Regions from separate parts of the Homo sapiens genome. Here region 1 is linked to region 2. The links are chromatin loops, found by intact Hi-C in ENCODE. Cell type or tissue: Calu3. All regions are shown on one strand. Links, peaks and the distances in the headings refer to the core of each region. The heading gives the core; the rest is flanking DNA.

The links. Peaks named below come from ENCODE experiments on the same cell type or tissue, not always from the same donor. Only the 100,000 strongest peaks of a DNase experiment are listed, where the experiment ranks them.
Region 1: it touches region 2 in a loop (7-fold over the local background); 2 of 110 quality-filtered maps call a loop at or near these places.

What each region holds. Positions count from the first base shown.
Region 1 is chr7:16,315,497-16,324,668 of GRCh38, forward strand. All of the region lies in intron 3 of CRPPA (CDP-L-ribitol pyrophosphorylase A), which reads right to left. Among named protein-coding and RNA genes, the nearest start is that of CRPPA, 100 kb to the right of the region's middle. In Calu3, for the core only: no CTCF peak of the experiment used is centred there; DNase peaks (open chromatin) are centred at 3,895 and 4,195.
Region 2 is chr7:16,364,301-16,373,472 of GRCh38, forward strand. The region is part of intron 3 of CRPPA (CDP-L-ribitol pyrophosphorylase A); the gene reads right to left. Among named protein-coding and RNA genes, the nearest start is that of CRPPA, 53 kb to the right of the region's middle. In Calu3, for the core only: no CTCF peak of the experiment used is centred there; DNase peaks (open chromatin) are centred at 5,141 and 5,707.

The sequences.
Region 1 (9,172 bases), core at 591-8,590, 49 kb before region 2:
GACTAGAGTGGTATGGAGTTGAGTGGGAAAGGATGGAGTTGGGTAAGGACAATAGTTTAGGCCTTTATAAGACAATTTTTGAGGGTGGGCCTCCTCGTTAAGAGCAGAATGCTCTAGCATTTTTCAGAATGGTTGTTTCCCTTCCTCCATAGGAAGCACAATAAGATTTTTCTCCAGTACCCATTTTAAGAACCTGGTCAAGCTCCTGGAAGTAAAACTCATAAGACTGTGGGGGCTCCCCTTTGACTGGGTCCTCCTGAAGCTAACTCACACTTGTCTATACTGAGTCTCTAGCAATTCTTCAATTATAATGTAGGTTTTCCTACCCTGTCACTATTTCCCAAGGAGATTTCTGCTCTGGTAAATTGTGATTTTCTGTAGTCACCTGTCTGTCTCTCCAGTTTTGAGGACAGCAATTTGCCCTGTGTCCTCACCCCTCTGAAAGATATGAAAAGTTTATTTTTCAATTGTTCAATATTTTACTTGTTAGGAAGGAGTAACAACTCCTAAGCTCCCTACATGCCATGCAGGAAACCAGAAGTCCCCCATGCACTCTTTTTCAGGAAACTATAGTAGGACATGGTAATCTATAAAATTGAGAGAGATAAAATGAGAAAATGACACAGGATACAGATATTCTATACAGAAGAGGAACAAAGGGAGTTGCTAGGACAGTGGTGAAGAAAAACCTCAAGATGATAGCTGTGCAGGTGGCAGAATAAGAAGCCAGGTAGGAGGGGTTAAGAATGAACAAAATCTCTCTGGAAGGTCTCAGAAAAAATGAGTTATCTCTGGGAGACAGAAGAGGACAGGGCTGGCATGAAGACTTTATTTTTGTACCCTTTGCCATGTACACACTATTCTTTTATTACTTCTTGCCCAAAAAAGTTATATTGTCATGTTATGTAATGTTTAAATTATATGTCTTATGTAGTAAAACATGTTATATTCCTGAAAAACATGCTTATGAGTTATGGTTTTGTTCCTGAACATATATATGGTTTTGTTCCTGAACATATAGATTTAATCAGTCTCATGTTCTGGTGGTATTTAAGTTACAGATCATTTAAAATTTAAACAACTGGCCAGATGTGGTGTTTCATGCCTGTAATCTCAGTACTTTGAGAGGCCAAGGTGGGACCATCGCTTGAGGCCAGGAGTTCAAGACCAGCCTGGGCAACAAAGCGATTCTCTACAAAAAAGGTAAAATATTAGTCATGTGTTGGGGTGCGTTCCTGTAGTCCAAGCTACTCAGAAGGCTGAGCCAGGAGAATCACTTGAGCCCGGGAGTTCGAGGCTGCAGTGAACCACAATCACACCTCTGCATTCCAACCTGGGCAATGCAGAGTGAGACACCATCTCTAATAGAAAAATATTAAGTTATTTAAAAATCTAAACACCCGATTGTAAAAATAATACCTATGTATTATTGCTATATTATAAAATTTTAGATCTGGCTACCATCGTGATAAACACAGGGTATTCGTTTTCTTACATGCCAATCAGCTTAGTTTTTTCTAATAGTAATTTAAAGCAATGTATAAACTGTACATTACAACTCATAATATGTCCTTGAATAGGATTTGCTTCATAAAAGTGTACATGCATTCTCATGAATATGAGGCACCATTACCAATTGATTAAGAGCATGGACACAGAAGTCAAATAGACTTGGGTTCCAACCATGGTGTTGCCATGTAACAAGTTGTCAGACTCTGGACAAGCTATTCAATCTGCCTCTCAGCTTCTTCCACATTGGGGAATGGAAGATAAAAGTTATTATAAAAAAACAAACATAACAGCACATCTGATGTACCTGGTATAGTGTCTAGCTTATGACAAGTTCTTGATAAAATCTAAATAATCATTGGTTATAAATGTAAATTGTTAACCCTAAAAATTGAGGTTTAAATGTTACCAGATGCTAATCAGTAACATCTGATGGTTGTGTAGAGGCATTCTACTTTCTCTGCAGGGAGATTGAGGGTTGCTCTGACAATATGCATCATCTTCTCCTTCTGCTTTTTCTTATATCTAATGTCCATTTAGAAAAAGGGTAGATTCATTCATGTTGTTAAAAATAGTGGGATTTATTTCTTTTGTGGCTAAGTAACATTCCAGTGGGTGCACATGTGATCACATTCTATCTATTCATCAATGGACACAGGGTTTTTTCCATATCTCGACTACTGTGAACAATGCATCAATGATGTTTCAATGAATATGGGAGTGAGGTGCTTATTTCATTTCCTTGGGACACATCCAGAAGTGAAATTGCTAAATTATATGTGAGTTCTATTTTCAATTGTTTGAGGAACCTCTGCATTGCTTGCTTTAATGGCTATACCAATTTATATCCCCACCAACAGAGTATCAAAGTTCTCTTTTGTCCATACCCTCACCAACATTTGTTATTTCTCTAGTCTTTTTGATAATAATCATTCTAACAATTGTGAGATGACCCTTGTCTTCACTTGAACAACTGGTTTATGTAATCAACCTGGAAACTTGGCTTTACTTCTCTCATGGCTCCTCTGGAATTTTCATTGTCAACACAGTCTCTAACTGGAAGCTCCATCCGTCATCTCTCTTACTTTCTCCTAACCTAGCCCTTTTACCTCACTGAGGCATCCAACCCCGTGAAACCTCCAATTGCTCTTGGTTAGAAAACCTATTTTCTTAGACTACTCTTATCAACAAGGAGACTATGGTTAATGGCATGAATAATTTTATTAGTAGCACCCCAACTCTCTTGTCCATCCATTAGATCTTCTTTACAAACCCTAATCTCAAAATCACGTAATCTGTTTTACTATCTTAACTTTTAGCTTATGCTTTTATCAGTCACACATGCACATGGTTTAAAGACCCAAATATCTCTACAAGGTCAGTTATGAAAAAAAGTCCAACCCACTCCCTTCACTCCACTTTGTCCTCCCTGTAGGCAATCATTGTTCATATTTAACTATTCTTATATTTTTCTCCATATGTAACAATTTTTGCTGAGTAACAAATATGTACAAAAAAACCTCAGTGGCATGTAGCAATAAATTTTCACTTCTCACTCACACAGTTGTATCATGGCTGAGGTAACTCTGCTCCAAGCTACAGGGCTGTGAGAGCTCTGCTCCTTGGGTTTACTCTGCAGCTCAGACTGGAGGGGCAGCAACCAACCAGACCATGCCTTCCTTAAGGCAATAAAAGTAGCAAAAGAGGGCAAGTCCAACAGCACAAGCACACATTTGGCCCTCCACCTATATCAATCACATCTGGTAAAAATCTCACTTCCAAAGCAAGTCAGGCAAGCAAATCAAGGAGAAGGGAAACAAACTTAATTCACCAGGAGGCCACTGCAAGGGCACAAAAGTAGAATACTATTGCTGAGGACTGAAGAATTGAGACTAATAATTTACCTTTCATTCTGTATCTCTAAATTACATTCTTGTGATGCTGTCTCTCGACTTTTCCATCTTGGCTATCATCCACAGAAGACTTTTGTCCTTCTTCCCAACTTCATCTCAATATACCCTAACACTTCCCATTCCCCACCCTTTCAATATCATAATTTTGGTTAAATCAGTATTGAGTGTTTAAATCAGTGGCTATGTAAACACAACTCATAGCTGAGTCATATATTATTAAAATTTGTTTCCTATACAACTCTGTTGCCCTGGAATTATAGCTTATCTTTTGTTTTATGTGGTTTTCTGTATGCTTATGACTCATTCAATGCCAAACACTTAGCTATTCATTTAAATCTACTCTCAAGATGTTCAGACACAAGGTATTGCACCAATTTTATATTCCTGAAAAGGTCACCCTTGAAGTCCTCTGATCTTTTCCAACAGACTTGTTGTCTTCTCTGCCAGTCATTCAGCCATCATCCTAGGAACTCCCTACATCACCGTCTTGGAAAGAGTCTTCATCTCTCTCCCAACATGGATCCCCTAGCTTCTGTATCCCGTGCAGTCTGCTTCCTTGATCGACTCATTTTGCAACTCTGATTTTGGAGGGTTAGAACAAATTCTCCAATAGCTTTCTGTAGAGTGATTGGGTTAAGGTGTTTATGGGTACCTCTGAGGTTAGTATTTTTAGGTCTTTCTTCCTACACTGGACAGACTGCCCAAAGAAAATTCTTCTAGTCTCCAGTCTGGAAAAAAAAGCCAAGCCACGAAGATAGCAGCTGGCTGAGTGGGAGAAGCAGCCATGGGCTTTCCTATTCGGCAGTCAGTAGGCATATGGTTGTTAGTCACTGTTTCTGGCAACACACTCAGTCCTTCTACAGCATCCTATGTTCTCCCGGTATAGACAGAGAACTTCATCACCACCTGCCTCTGCTAGGGTGGTCATAGATTAGGAAAGGAGATTTAGAGATCAGACTGCTTAAACAGTTTTCAGCCAACCCTCCTTATTTTGTCCCCCTTCATTCCGTTCCAGAGGTACCTGGTGCTGCTAGGTCCTGGACTTTGAGAATTCTACAGCAAACAGTTTTAATTCCTAGCTTGCCCCAACTATTTGCTTGTAATTTGGCCTTCTCCAAGCTGCATCTGTTAGTACTAATTCACTTGTTTTCCAGCTATTCTTCATTTGTCATTGTCACCTCTCCTATTCTTTTGAGGATTTGTCATTTTTAATCCCTTTCTAGTAGCTTTAATGAGGTTTGAGTTATGAGCAAAATTAGGTAACTGCTCAGTTTGCTATCTCTACCCAGAAACAAGAGAGAAACAAGATAATGTGCATTCTAATTAGATAAATATTCCAAATTGTCTTCCATAAAAGTGGTTTCAATTTATGTTTGCATAAACAATGTATGAGAATATGGCAGGGTTATTAACATGAGGTAAATGAATATGACTCAGAGGGACTGGAAAACTTCTGAAAAAATAATGTATATATAATGCAATTATTTTTCTGAGAAGGGATTCTACAACTTTCAGAGGTTTTATAACAAAAAAAAGTTAGAAACCGTTGTTTTATGGTAACCACATAATGGTCCACGGCTACAGATAATCTGATTACCTATCCTTCCAGCCTTAACATCATTCACAGTATTATTTCTGCTAGGCAGCCTGGGAAGTTTGCCCAACCAAGAACAATATATACATTAGAGTAAAACTAAATCAAAGGTATGCATGCACAGGTTTCTCACTCTGCAGTTATAGCCCCATGCTCACAATGTTTCAAGTAGAAACAAAATAGACAATCTTACAACTAGGTAAACAATGAACACCTGCATCCGATTTATCACCTAAAACTCAAACTTAAGCATTTTGCATATATTTACATTGTTTGAATTATGCAATGTATTTTGGGATTTCATGAGAGACAGTTATCCAAGCAGCTTTGTTCTCATATCAGTCATTTTATGAGTAAATAAACAATTTCAGACTAAGTCCATATGAGGCTGATAATATAGCTACAACCATCACTCTTCCAGAAACAGTATGAATGATCTGGCTAAGGATAAGATTTCTTCTTTGAGTAAAATTATTTAAATGGGCAGAGACAATTATATTCACGAGAAGTTTTCAAATGCCTATCAGTGGGGAAAAAAATAAGCTTATCAGTTTATTCAAATTTTTCTAGCCCCACCTAACCAAAAATCCATTACAAACTTAGAGGCAACACCACCCATATCTATCAAACACTGCCTAGATAATTCTTTTTCAGAGTCCAAATAATTGGGGGAAAGAAGTAATACAGGAAACAATGTTATCAGTAACCCTATAACTGTCTTTTTAGACATTTCTACTGACCTTCATATCAAACTATTAAAAGCTAAGAATCTCCCTAAAATGCTTTACCCTATCATAACTTATTTGATAAACTCATCAAAAGTGAGACAACAAAAGAAGAAATTAAAATATTTCCCTAACACACGAATTATTAACCTTATATGACAACACTGAGTAGATATATCACATGTGACATATCTAACCCCAATGTAAATAACTTAGGGAAAAAAAATCAAAACTATCACCATTCAACCCCAAAGGAAAGGTGTGGTTTATATTCATACAAGGAGAACCATTACAATGCTGTTGGCCATAATCTCACTAACAGGTTATGAGAATCTGAAATAAGTCCAAGAAATATAGGGAAGGGAGGGCCCAGATCCAGAAATTGTTTTATTAGCAACAGGACTGGTGACATCATTACTCAAGTTGGATGATGTAGCAGAAAGAGTAGGTCTGTTGGTTAGTTGGAGGAACCAATTGGATTTAAGTTACCCATAGGACAACCACTAAAAGTATTCATAGGCAGTTAAAAATATATGCCCAGTATGTATTGGAGAAACATGAAAAAGAATAACTGGAAAACTGAGGAACGTCTATCCTTTTCCGAAGAAAATATTTATGGAAAATTTGCCAGGCAATATACTAAGTCCTGAGAAAGATGGTGAGGCTTAGGAAAAACCATACAAGCAAATGAAATAAAAGGCACTGTAAAAGAAAAAACAAAGTACTGCTGGCCAACAGAAGAAACTAAAAGAGACAAGAACATTCTACTCTGGAGCCAGAAAGATCCTAGCCCTGATGACACCTCAATTTTGGACTTTTAGCCTCCAAAATGCGAGATAATACATTCCTGATTTTAAGTCACTCAATTTTGAAATCTTTTTACAATAGCCCTAGGAAACTAATATATTACCCCTCAAAAATGAACACAAAATACCAAATCTAATATACGTAATATTGGCTTTGGAAGCTGGCACCAGGAGGCAAAGAAATAAAAGCGGAAGGGAAACCGTTGTTATGTAGTGGCACAACTTTGGAAGGGCCTGTGATGACTTAGAAGATAATTTAATCAATTTACTAACTTGGGCAAGATAGCTTTCAGAAAGAAGCCTGAAAGCATGAACTGGCATCTTTAAGGTGAATATGTTAAGGTACCACACAAATGAGAAGGCCTAAGAACTGGCCAGTTTGTAAACAAATTTGAAAGGAATTTGAGCCCAGAATATGACAGCCTAGAAAAACAGAACTCTAATCTCCCATTTTCGCCAAAAACAATTCTCAAAATAAGAAAATCCTGAGGGTGTAGATGAAATCCAGGGCTCTGGAGGCCAATTCCAGGAAGCAGAGAACTGGGACTTAACTAAGGAATAATCACTATTTTTAGGGTAAGGAAACCTGACAACATTTGTTGAGCAGGATTTCAAAATTTCTACAGACCAGTGATTGGTATTTGCTTCCTATTCTTACCCCATTTGAGGGAGAGTATTCAATGTGATTATTCCATATAAGTTCCACAACCGTATATTGGGTATATAGTGAACAGTGTATCAGTCCGTTCTCATGCTGCTATGAAGAAATACCCGAGACTTGGGAATTTATAAGGAAAAGACGTTTAATTGACTCACAGTTCCACATCACTGGGGAGGCCTCAGGAAACTTACAATTATGGCAGAAGGTACCCCTTCACAGAGTGGCAGGAGAGAGAATGAGAGCAAGCTGGGGAAATGCCAGATGCTCATAAAACCATCATATCTCATGAGACTCACTCACTATCATGAGAACAGCATGGGGGAACCGACCCTATGATCTAATTACTTCCACCTGGTACCGGCCTTGATACATGGAGATTATGGAGATTACAACTCAAGATGAGATTTTTGGGTGGGGACATAGCCAAACCATACGAAATAGAAAACTTCATTTTTAATTCACAAGTCTCCAGATAAAGAGATGCTGAGCATGATGGTGTGACTAGATGAGAATTTAAGGGGTCCTGGGATATTATGCAGCATATTTAATGTCAAAGGGATATGACCTAACTCTATACACTTGCCCTTATCTATAACCTTTGCCAGGTAACTTTACATTTTTCCCTACTAAGGGGTAAAATAAATTTCCCCACCCCTTGATTTTAGGTTTGGTCATATGATTGTCAATAGAATGAGGAAGAAGTGACAGTATACCAGTTGCAAATCTAGGCTCTAAGAGGCCTTGTATGTTTCTATTCTTGTACCTCTGCTATCTCCATGAGAAGAACATGGTTGGATAATCTGCTGGTCAAAGAAGGATGAAAACAAACTAAAGCAGAGCCATCCTGCCAAGTCCGTTTATTGCCAAGTCCACTCCAAATCAGAGAACCTCAGCTAATCCACAGAGGCATGAACATAATTTGTCAGTAAGCCACTATCTTTTTGTATATTTTATTACATACCTTTTGTGTAACAAGAGCAAACTGATATAATTGCTTAAGAAGATGTTTAAGATTAGCCAAAAATGAGAAAGCATAATGAACAATCCATAGTAAATTAATGCAATCAACAAAAGTAAAAAACTACAGATACAGGAAATAGAAATCAATCTCAAACATTGTGCAAAAAAAAGCACATCACACAAATATATTACCAGTGTTATTCTATTCATAAACACATTCGAAACTAAGCAGCTTTGAAAGCACCTACATACGTGGTAAAACTGTAGAGAAAAGCAAAGAAATTAACAGAAAATTAAGGACAGCAAATAGGAAGGAAGGCAACACAATCAGTAACACGGATGCAAATAGGAGGAAGCAGAGAAGATGTCCATGCACTGGCGACGTTCTATCTTGTGAGATGGATCATGACCACAAAATGAAACACCTCTTATTTGTCTTTAAATCAGTTGACCAAATGGATAGGATACATGCTGAAGAATGTGTTATTGCACACATACACACAAAAGCCTTCCTGACAGGGAATGGACTAAGGCCTTCATGTCCCTCCCTCACTGGCTGAGAGCTAAGATGTGGTCCCCTAGTCAAGATGAACTCCATATTACAGACAGCTGCAGACTGGTGAGCCACTGTTTAAAGGTAATAGGTCAGGATGGTCTGACGACACTAGAAAACAAACCTCCTCAGCATCAAGAAGTTGAGATCATTTCATTTGTTTTCAACAACTACAAAAAATGGGTAACCACACAGCCTAATGAACCAGTTTGCTGTTTCTCTAAACATTCTGTCGATTCTAACATGGGCCAGCAGAGAATGTAATTGGCAAACACCAACTCCTCTGGCCCATCACACCTGACTTTGGGCACTGGCCTTTGATGCAGTTAGACCTCAGCAACAACACACTGTATTCAAGGGCCACTACTTTGGCCCTTGCCACCTTGAAGGCACCTCTAGTACAGATGGAGGGAAATAAATTGTACATTACCATCAACAAGGTCTGGAGACT
Region 2 (9,172 bases), core at 1,017-9,016:
CTAAAATAAGTTTGATCAATTGATGAATGAATTCTTAAAAGTCAAAACATTCTAGCATCCAAACCCAAGGTTGCACTGTAAGTTGGTATGTGTATATTGCCTTTTGTGCCAGGCAGATAAGGAATGGAGGCATCTGAAGAACTCTCCATTCCATTTTCTATGAGTCCTGATTGAGAAGGAAATCCCACAGCAGTGCGTTGCATGCTTGTCTTTATTTCAACTAATGTTTTCAGTGTGTAAAATGTTGTGTAGAAGCAGCAGACTTGCAGGTTGCTCAGTGAAATTGGCATGATACAGATGTGATAGGTAATGTTCAATGATGAACTAATGCTCAACATTATCTGCCATGTAATCAATGTGCAGTGTGGCCTAAGCACCACAAAACATCCAGATTTAAAGCATGAATTCTCTTGGGTTTCAAGATTGCTTATTTCCTGAAAATTTTGGTAAATTAAAATCTGCCCATCAAGCAAATCAGGGAGTAAATTTTGTCATGGCTTGATTTTTATTAACCATCAGCCAGCCCACATAACAAATGTTGAACAACAACCTGTTGTTGACGTGTCTCCCAGACTGTGAGAGACATACCTAGATCAATTTATAATATTAAAGAATTCCAGTAAAATCTTCCAACTGGAGGAAACTTAACATAAGATTTCAAATTTATAGAAAAGTTATAAAGGTCAATATCAAGTGTATCAGTCACATCTTGTTCCCTGCCTCAGATTCCCTTGGTCTCATCTGTCTCCTAGGCTCCCTCCACCAGAGTGACTAACTGCTTGTGGGCCCTCATGGTCCTTTAACTGAGGACAGCAGCCAGAGTCTCTGATTTCTACCTATAGCTTCCTCTGGAGACAGAGAACCATGATACAGGTCATAGGATCTGGCTTCTCCCTGTGACTGAAGGAGCTAGGAGTTCACTGCCTCTGGGAGAAATGCTAACACAGAGGGAGATGTCAGATGAACTCTCAGTCTTAGAACAGGACATTGGAGGTAACAATACAACATTTTTGGATAAGCCTGTCTGGATATGTCCCCATGTGATGAAGTGACCAGCTGTGTTTGTGAAATAATGGCCAGATTTGTAATCATCATCTTACATCAGTACTTAAGCCTTGCCTAAGGCTCTATTTGCTAGGGAACCTGTGCTGAAACGATAATCTTGAAAGTAATTAACAGAAAATGAAACAATGTGGTAGTATCACAGGAGACAGTGAATAATGAACCCAGAAATAAATCTACATAAAGCAACATAATAGAGGCACAAATTAGTCAAAAAAATGGATGATTTTATAAATGATGTTGAAAAATCTCTCTTTATAAAGATGAAAAAGGCAGGTGCCCTGTATCAGAGAATATTTTAAATGACCTCCAAACAAACTTGAGGCCTAAGTGTGAAATGGAAAATAGAATAAAATACAACCATGATACGGACAAGAACTTAAACAAGACCTTCAACTCAAGATTTGGCCACAAAGTAATATATTAATGTATTAAAGACAACACTGACAAACAGATTCAAATATATTTGTAATGTGTAAGACCAAGAAAAAAATTGTACCTAGGATGTATACAAAACCCTACCACATCAACAAGAAAAAGATAAGACACCCAGAAGACAGTGGACAAAAAACATTAAAGCATATTGAAATGTTAGTAAGTGCTTTACTCCACTTAGACTGCTAAAACAAAATATCTCAGACTGCATAGTTTATAAAAAGAATTTATTGCTCATAATTCGAGAGGCTGGGAAGTCCAAGATCAAGGCTTCAGACCCTGTGTTTGATGAGGACCCATTCCTGATAGATAGCACCTTCTTGTTGCATCATCACTTGGCAGAAGGGGCAAACAAGCTCCCTCAGGCCTCTTTTCTAAGTGTACTAATCTCATTCATAAAGGCAGAGCCGTCATGATCTAATCACCTCCCAAAGGTGCCACCTCTCAATACTATCACCTTGGTGGTTAGGTTTCAACAGGAATTTTAGGGGAAACACAGACGTTCAGACCATAGCAATAAGTAACACAAACATGAACAAACATACAAAGCTGCATCCTCACTAGCAATGTAGTTCAATTAAAACACAAATCAATATACAGCCATCAAATTGACAAAAGCTAGAAAATTAAAGATCATTAAAAGCTACAGAAGATGTGGCTGAAACTATAACCACTGCTAACCTTATATAACTATATTTATTAGTCTTATAGAAACTCACAGAAACTTACAGAACTAGAATCACTTCTAAACTGCCATACATATGAACTGAAAACAGATAAAAGTAATTTATGCTTTTAGGCTAATGGTTGAGAATGAAATTTCTGGGGATAGCAAAGAGTATACTCAAAGAAGATCCCAGCCAAGTCACCAGATCATTTTTTCTACAGCTCTTCATAATTTTTCCAAAATGGAACCAAAGAAAATGACATGACTATATGAACCTACCTAGTAGAATAATTGAGAGAATTAAAAAAAAAAAGGCAAGAGGGAGAAAAATAAAAAAAAAAAAACATGGGAAATATGACAAATAGGAAGACGCATGACCGTGAAGAGATAAACACTTTCCAAGTCCATCACCAAGATTGTCAATTTACTTCCTCTGATGAAATACCATAAACATATAGATCATGTTTTCATTAATAACTGCGATGTGCCACTTTGGTACTGTGGTTTGCAACTGACTTGTGTAAGAAACAATGGTTTGCAAATACTTTCACTAAAGTAACAAGTCAGCTCTTTCTGACTCAAAGCTTCATCTTTAAATCCCTACTCATTTCTCTTTATAAATCATTTTTCTTCATATGTTCTTTCACTCACCCTCCTGAGGATCTTTTCATTCCTTGCCCCTTTCCTCAAATCTCCATTTGTCAAAATTTAAAAAAAAAACTTATGCCTTCTTATCTCTTTCTACTATACCCCTTGCTCCCTGTGCCCACTGTGCCCCCTATCCTAAAACTCAATGTGACATGAGGTTTCCCCTGAGGCTCTTCCTTATCTGCAAATCCAATCCAGGCACAACCGAACAACTAAGCAAAAACAGCCAGGGAGGAAGGCAGGAAAGGAGAAGAAATGGGGAACTACACTGTAAAAACTGAAATAAAACTTCTGAGAGTTGTAATGCTTGGTGAATATAAAGAAAAGACACTTCATAAAATTTCATCTTTTTGACTTGTTCCTGTTAACTCAGTATTTAAAACCCAAACTTGTTGACAGTACGAGATACAAGTCTTATTTATTCTAGCATGTGGGGTACATTGGTGAATATAAAGAAAAGACACTTCATAAAATTTCATCTTTTTGACTTGTTCCTGTTAACTCAGTATTTAAAGCCCAAACTTGTTGACAGTACGAGATACAAGTCTTATTTATTCTAGCATGTGGGGTACAGGCAGGCTATGAATTATGAATGGGAATTCCTGTCATATTTCTTTAATTTTATAGCTATTATATTCAGCTACCCACAGATAAGCGACGGGAATCTTTAAAAATGCGGGGAGGGGTTGTTTCAATTAAGTTAAACAGGCACTTAAAAAATACACCTTCTCAATCTCCATTATAAGATTAACACTTAAATATTACATGTCTCCATCGTCAAGTCTAAGAAATCAAAGCAAAAGGTACATAATTAACACCCCAGAGACTGATTCTGTCACTGGCTGAATCCTGCTGTATCTTTCATGAATTTTCATTCAAACCTAATTGACAAATTACCTTCTAAAATTCTCTATGTACAAAAACCTTGTGTTAGAATCAAGGCCAGGTCTCTGAACAATAAAATTCAGAATACCATCTGTGAGCATAACACCAATTTTCACAGGAAATGAATTTTAAAAAGCTTCTTTGTATAATAATTTATTATTTTTCCTCAAATTGCACAGAAAAGAATTTCACATTTGAAGATTCAATAAGAATCCACTGGACCAATCCGTGGGCTTTTCTTCATGTTCCTGAAGATCGCATAGTTTCCACTCTTGAAATTTGTATTATTCTTTTGTTATTTTCTTTAGAAATATTTTCCTTTAGCAAACTCCTAATGTGTCAGTAAAAATTCTCAAGGATGAAATAGTTTTCGTCTCCAATCTTAATAAAATAAAACTGAACAAATACCTAGTTACATGGAAAAGCCCAAGATTCTTTGAAAACAAACACATACGAATTTATGTATCTTAAGTAAAATACAATAGATTTTGACTTTTAAATTATCAATCCAGACATTGGCACTAGTAGCATTTTGGTTTTCACAAGTGCCATCAACCTTTCTGATTTTGTGTGTGCACTTACACTTACAAACAGGCATATATAGATTTTATATAGTTGTTATTACAACTTTATATATTAGTTTCTCAGTAACACTCTAACATCAACAATTTCATGATCAAATTCTGCAAAAATAATTTTTAGTGACCCTTTAAAGCTTCTATTAATAAATGTCACAATTTTATTGATCTCTAGAAATAAAGGTTCAGTAAAAATGACCACACTTATAAAAATGCTGCAAATCACCAACCTTACACACGGATCTTTGCCCATACTTCCAATAATTTTTCAGATGAATTTCTTAGAGATTTAAGGGGATTTCATTAATGTGTATGTACTTAATATATGCACATATATAACTCACATCAAATCTGTTTATATAACTGGCATTAGTGTTAACATATAAAATATGTGTCTACATATATGTATACACATGAAATTCATCCAGCAATATTTAAGAACCTAATCCATGCCATAAACTCTTCTAGGTGCTAGAAATGAGACTGAACAAGACAAAGTCCCTGTGTAGCAGGAAGAGCCACAGACAAAACCTCTCAGACACCAAGTTGTAGAAGGAAGGGCTTTATTCAGCTGGGAGCATCGGCAAGCTACTGCCTTAAAATCTGAGCTCCCCGAGTGCACAATTTCTGTTCATTTTAAGGGCTCCCAACACTAAAGATTTCACATGAAAGGGTCGTGACTGATTTGAGCAAGCAGGGGGTACATGACAGGGGCTGCATGCACTGGTGGTCAGAGAGAAACAGAACAGGGCAGGGAGTTTCACAATGTTCTTCTATACAATGTCTGGAATCTATGAATAACATTGGTTTCTAAGTTATGAGTTGATTTTTAACTACTGGGTTTAAGCCAGGCAGGCCCAGGCCTGGTTTCGGGCCTGGCACCAGGCTGCCTGTCTTTGGTTTTACTTCCTTGTTGTTTTTTCTTAAAACAGGTACTGAGTATAAAACAGTATAAAATAATATGAGACGGTCTTTCTCTTCCTTCACCTGCCCTCACAGAACTGAGGTTTTAATAGGAAAGATACACACCAAAAAAGATATATCAGGTAGTGATATCTAATAAGCAAAACTAAAGCAGAACAAAATAAGTATGATCTTTTTTTTGCCCCCAAGATGGCAGATAGCAGGCAGTATTAGCGTGACTAGCTCACTTGGAAGGACAGAATAGGGGGTAGAGATTCACATTGTGATTTTTTTTTCCCCCAAGAACCACAATAGGAACTTAACAGGAAAAATACAAAAGAATCCACAGACCCTTTGAAAGAAGTGGCAGGCTGCAGCCTACTCTGTGAAGACAGATGAAAAACTCTAAATGTCCAGAATGTGAGAGGGGGAAAGTCTGCCTCCAATCATACATCCCCACTGGGGAATCTGAAAATCCAAACCACAGCAGAAGCTCTTAACCCTACCCAGAGCTGGACTGGATTTAGGGAGTGGTGTGAAATATAAAAGTGGAAGCAACAGCAGGAAGTCCCTTGCAGGCACTCCCAGTCTCCAGCACTAGCCAAGGGAAGCCATTCCTGACTATATTTCAGAGAAGCCCTCAGGGAAGTTAGCCAATGAACTCAGGGAGGGGTTGCAGGGTGAAAGAAGCTCACAACTGAATTCTGTGATATAATCTCAAGTGGGGATAAACTCCCTTGAACAGAACCCAAGGGTAAGCTGGAAGTGTGCCACAGATAGGAGTGCAGGATCTGGGTGCCCAGCCTTGTGGGGAGATGGGGAGGGACATGGCCTGAAAGCCATAGTTGCTATTTCTGCAGGGAAATAAGCCAATGTACAACCAAGGAATCTCAGAGTCTGTGTCAGTCCCCTGCCACCTCCATCAGAGCTGAACCCACTGCTGGGAGACTTGAATACATCATTGGATCCCTTGCAGACATTCCCCAGCACCAGTCCAGAGTCTGGTAGCCCCACTGGGTGGCTAGACCCAGAAGAGCAATATCACTGCAGTCTAGCACTCAGGAAGTCCCATTCCTAGGGAAAGGGAGAGGGCACTACATCAAGGAAACACCCTGTGGGACAAGAGAATCTAAACAACAGGCCTCGAGTCCCAGATCTTTCCGCTGGTGGGAAGTTTCTTACAGCAGAGACATAATTGCAGTGCTGTGCAGTAGGGAAAGTCTGCACCTCTACACCAACAGGCAGGCAGCCTCTGTAATCATGAAGGGTTTTGGAGAAGGGGTCCTTGTCCTCTGCCCTCCCCCACCTGCCACCCCATACACCACACTGCAGACACAGCTGAGGCTTCTCCCACAGGAATGCAGTGTGAGTGCACCTACCAACAGCCTTCCTGGAACAATTCAGGGTGATTGCACTCCCACAGAAGGGGCACTCCTGGATTCAGGCTTGCATGAGAGGCAGAGTCACAATTCCTCCCTACTTGGAACATCAACATTCCTACAGATGAAAAGAGCTGCCTGTTTGATATGAATAGCCAGAACACTGGAACAGGAGTGAGGCTATGAGGTAGATCGCTTTCCTGCTGGCCTGGCAGGGGAGCTGAGGTAGCTCCCACCCTTCATCTAATAAATCTTCAGCATGTCTAATTGAGAGCTCCCCCAGCCACCTTTATCAAGGCTAGGACCTCTGCCCACCATTGAGTATTACATCTACTCACTTGCCTTAGCTACAACTGGTACCTACCAAAGGATACCTCCCTATTGACCTGAAGCCTGAATCAACTCAGTAAATAAAATACTGGAGAAAAATTAAACTGTATACCACAACAGAATGAGATAAGCTTCAAGAGATTCCTGCCATTCAAACCCCATAGGAGACATTCAACTTGCCCACACACCAAGTACCCAACTCCTACAATCAGCATCTGGGAAAGCCAGTGCACAAAGATCCTCTATAACTCAGGAACTCATGCAGCATCTTCTCCCCTAAAAGCACCAAAAATCAAATTAGGCTGTAATAAACATTAAAGTCAGATCCTTGAAAGGGGAAAAAAATAAATTAAAAAAAAACCCACAGTCCAATCAAAAAATAAATTCAAGAACAATTTGAAGAAATAGTCTACCCAAATAAGAAAGAATCAGAAAAGTAATTCTGGCAGTATGACAAAACAGGGTTCTATAACAACCTATAAAAGAACACACTAGATCCCAAGCAATGGATACAAACCAAGATGAAATCTCTGAAATGCCAGATATAAGAATTCAGAAAGTTGATTATTAAGCTATTCAAGGAGATACCAGAGAAAGGTGAAAAACAACTTAAAGACTTTTTTTAAATCTATGATATAAATGAAAAAAATTCCAGAGAAATAGATATCATAATGAAAAAACAATCAGAACTTCTGAAAAGGAAAGACACACCTAGGGAAATACAAAATGCAGTGGAAAGTTTCAACAACAGACTAGAAGACGCAGAAGAAAGAATTTCAGAGCTTGAAGACAAAGCTTTTGAATTAACCCAATCAGACGAAGTAAAAAAAAAATTTTAAAAAAAGAACAAAGTCTCCAAGAAATATTGGATTACCAACCTAAGAATAATTGGTGTGCCTGAGGGAGAAATGAAGTCTAAGAGTTTGGAAAACTTATTTGAGGAAATAATTGAGGAAAACTTCCTAACCTTGCTAGAGATCTAGACATCCAAATACAAGCAGCTCAAAAAACTCCTGGGAAATTCATTGCAAAAAGACCATCACCAAGGCACATAGTCATCAGGCTATCTAACGTCAAGACAAATGAAAGAAATGTTAAGAGCTATGAGAGAAAAGCATCAGGTAACCTACAAAGGAAAACCTATTAGACTAACAGCAGATTTCTCAGCAGAAACCTTACATGCCAGAGGGATTGGGGTCCTATCTTTAGCCTCCTGAAACAAATAATTGTCAGCCAAGAATTTTCTATTCAGCCAAACTAAGCTTCATAAATGAAGGAGAGATAAAATCTTTTTCACACAAACAAATGCTGAGAAAATTTGCCACTACCAAACCAGCACTACAAGAAATGCTAAAATGAGTTCTAAATCTTGAAACAAAAGCTTGATATATCACAATCGAACCTCCTCCACATAAACCTCACAGGGTCTATAAAACAATAACATAATGAAAAAAAGGACCTAGGTAAGAGCTAACATGATAAATAGAACAGTACCTCACATCTCAATAGTAACATTGAATGTAAATGGCCTATATGCTGTATTAAAAGACACAGAATGGCAGAATGGATAAAGCCAACCAAGTATCTGCTGTCTTCAGGAGACTTACCTAACACATAAGGACTCTCACATAAACTTAAGGTAAAGAGGTGGAAAAATACATTGCAAGCAAACCAAATGGAAACCAAAAGTGGGCAGGAGTAGTGATCCTTATACCAGAAAAAGGGATACATGATAGATGCTGCTACTTTAAGATTATAAGATTATCAGGTAAGACTTCTTTGAGGAGGTGATGTTTGCTACAGACCTCAATAGAGAGTGGAAATAAGCCAAGTGTGGTGGCTCATGCCTGTAATCCCAACACTTTGGGAGGCCAACGCAGACGGTTCACCTGAGGTCAGAAGTTTGAGACCAGCCTGGCCAACATGGTGAAACCCCATCTTTACTAAAAATACAAAAAATTAGCCCGGCATGGTGGCGGGCACCTGTAATCCCAGCTATTTGGGAGGCTGAGGCAGGAGAATCGCTTGAACCCAGGAGGCAGATGTTGCAGTGAGCCAAGACTGTACCATTGCAGTCTAGCCTGGGCAACAAGAGCGAAACTCCATCTCAGAAAAAAAAAAGAATAGAAATAAGCAGTTTAAGATCTGGAAAGAGTGACCTAGGCAGAGGAAGAGCAAGCATGTGGACCATTTTTAATACATTTATATGCACAGCCTTTTATGATCATTCGTTTGAACAAATATATACTTGGTGTTAGTAATATACCAGGCAGATTGCTAAGAAG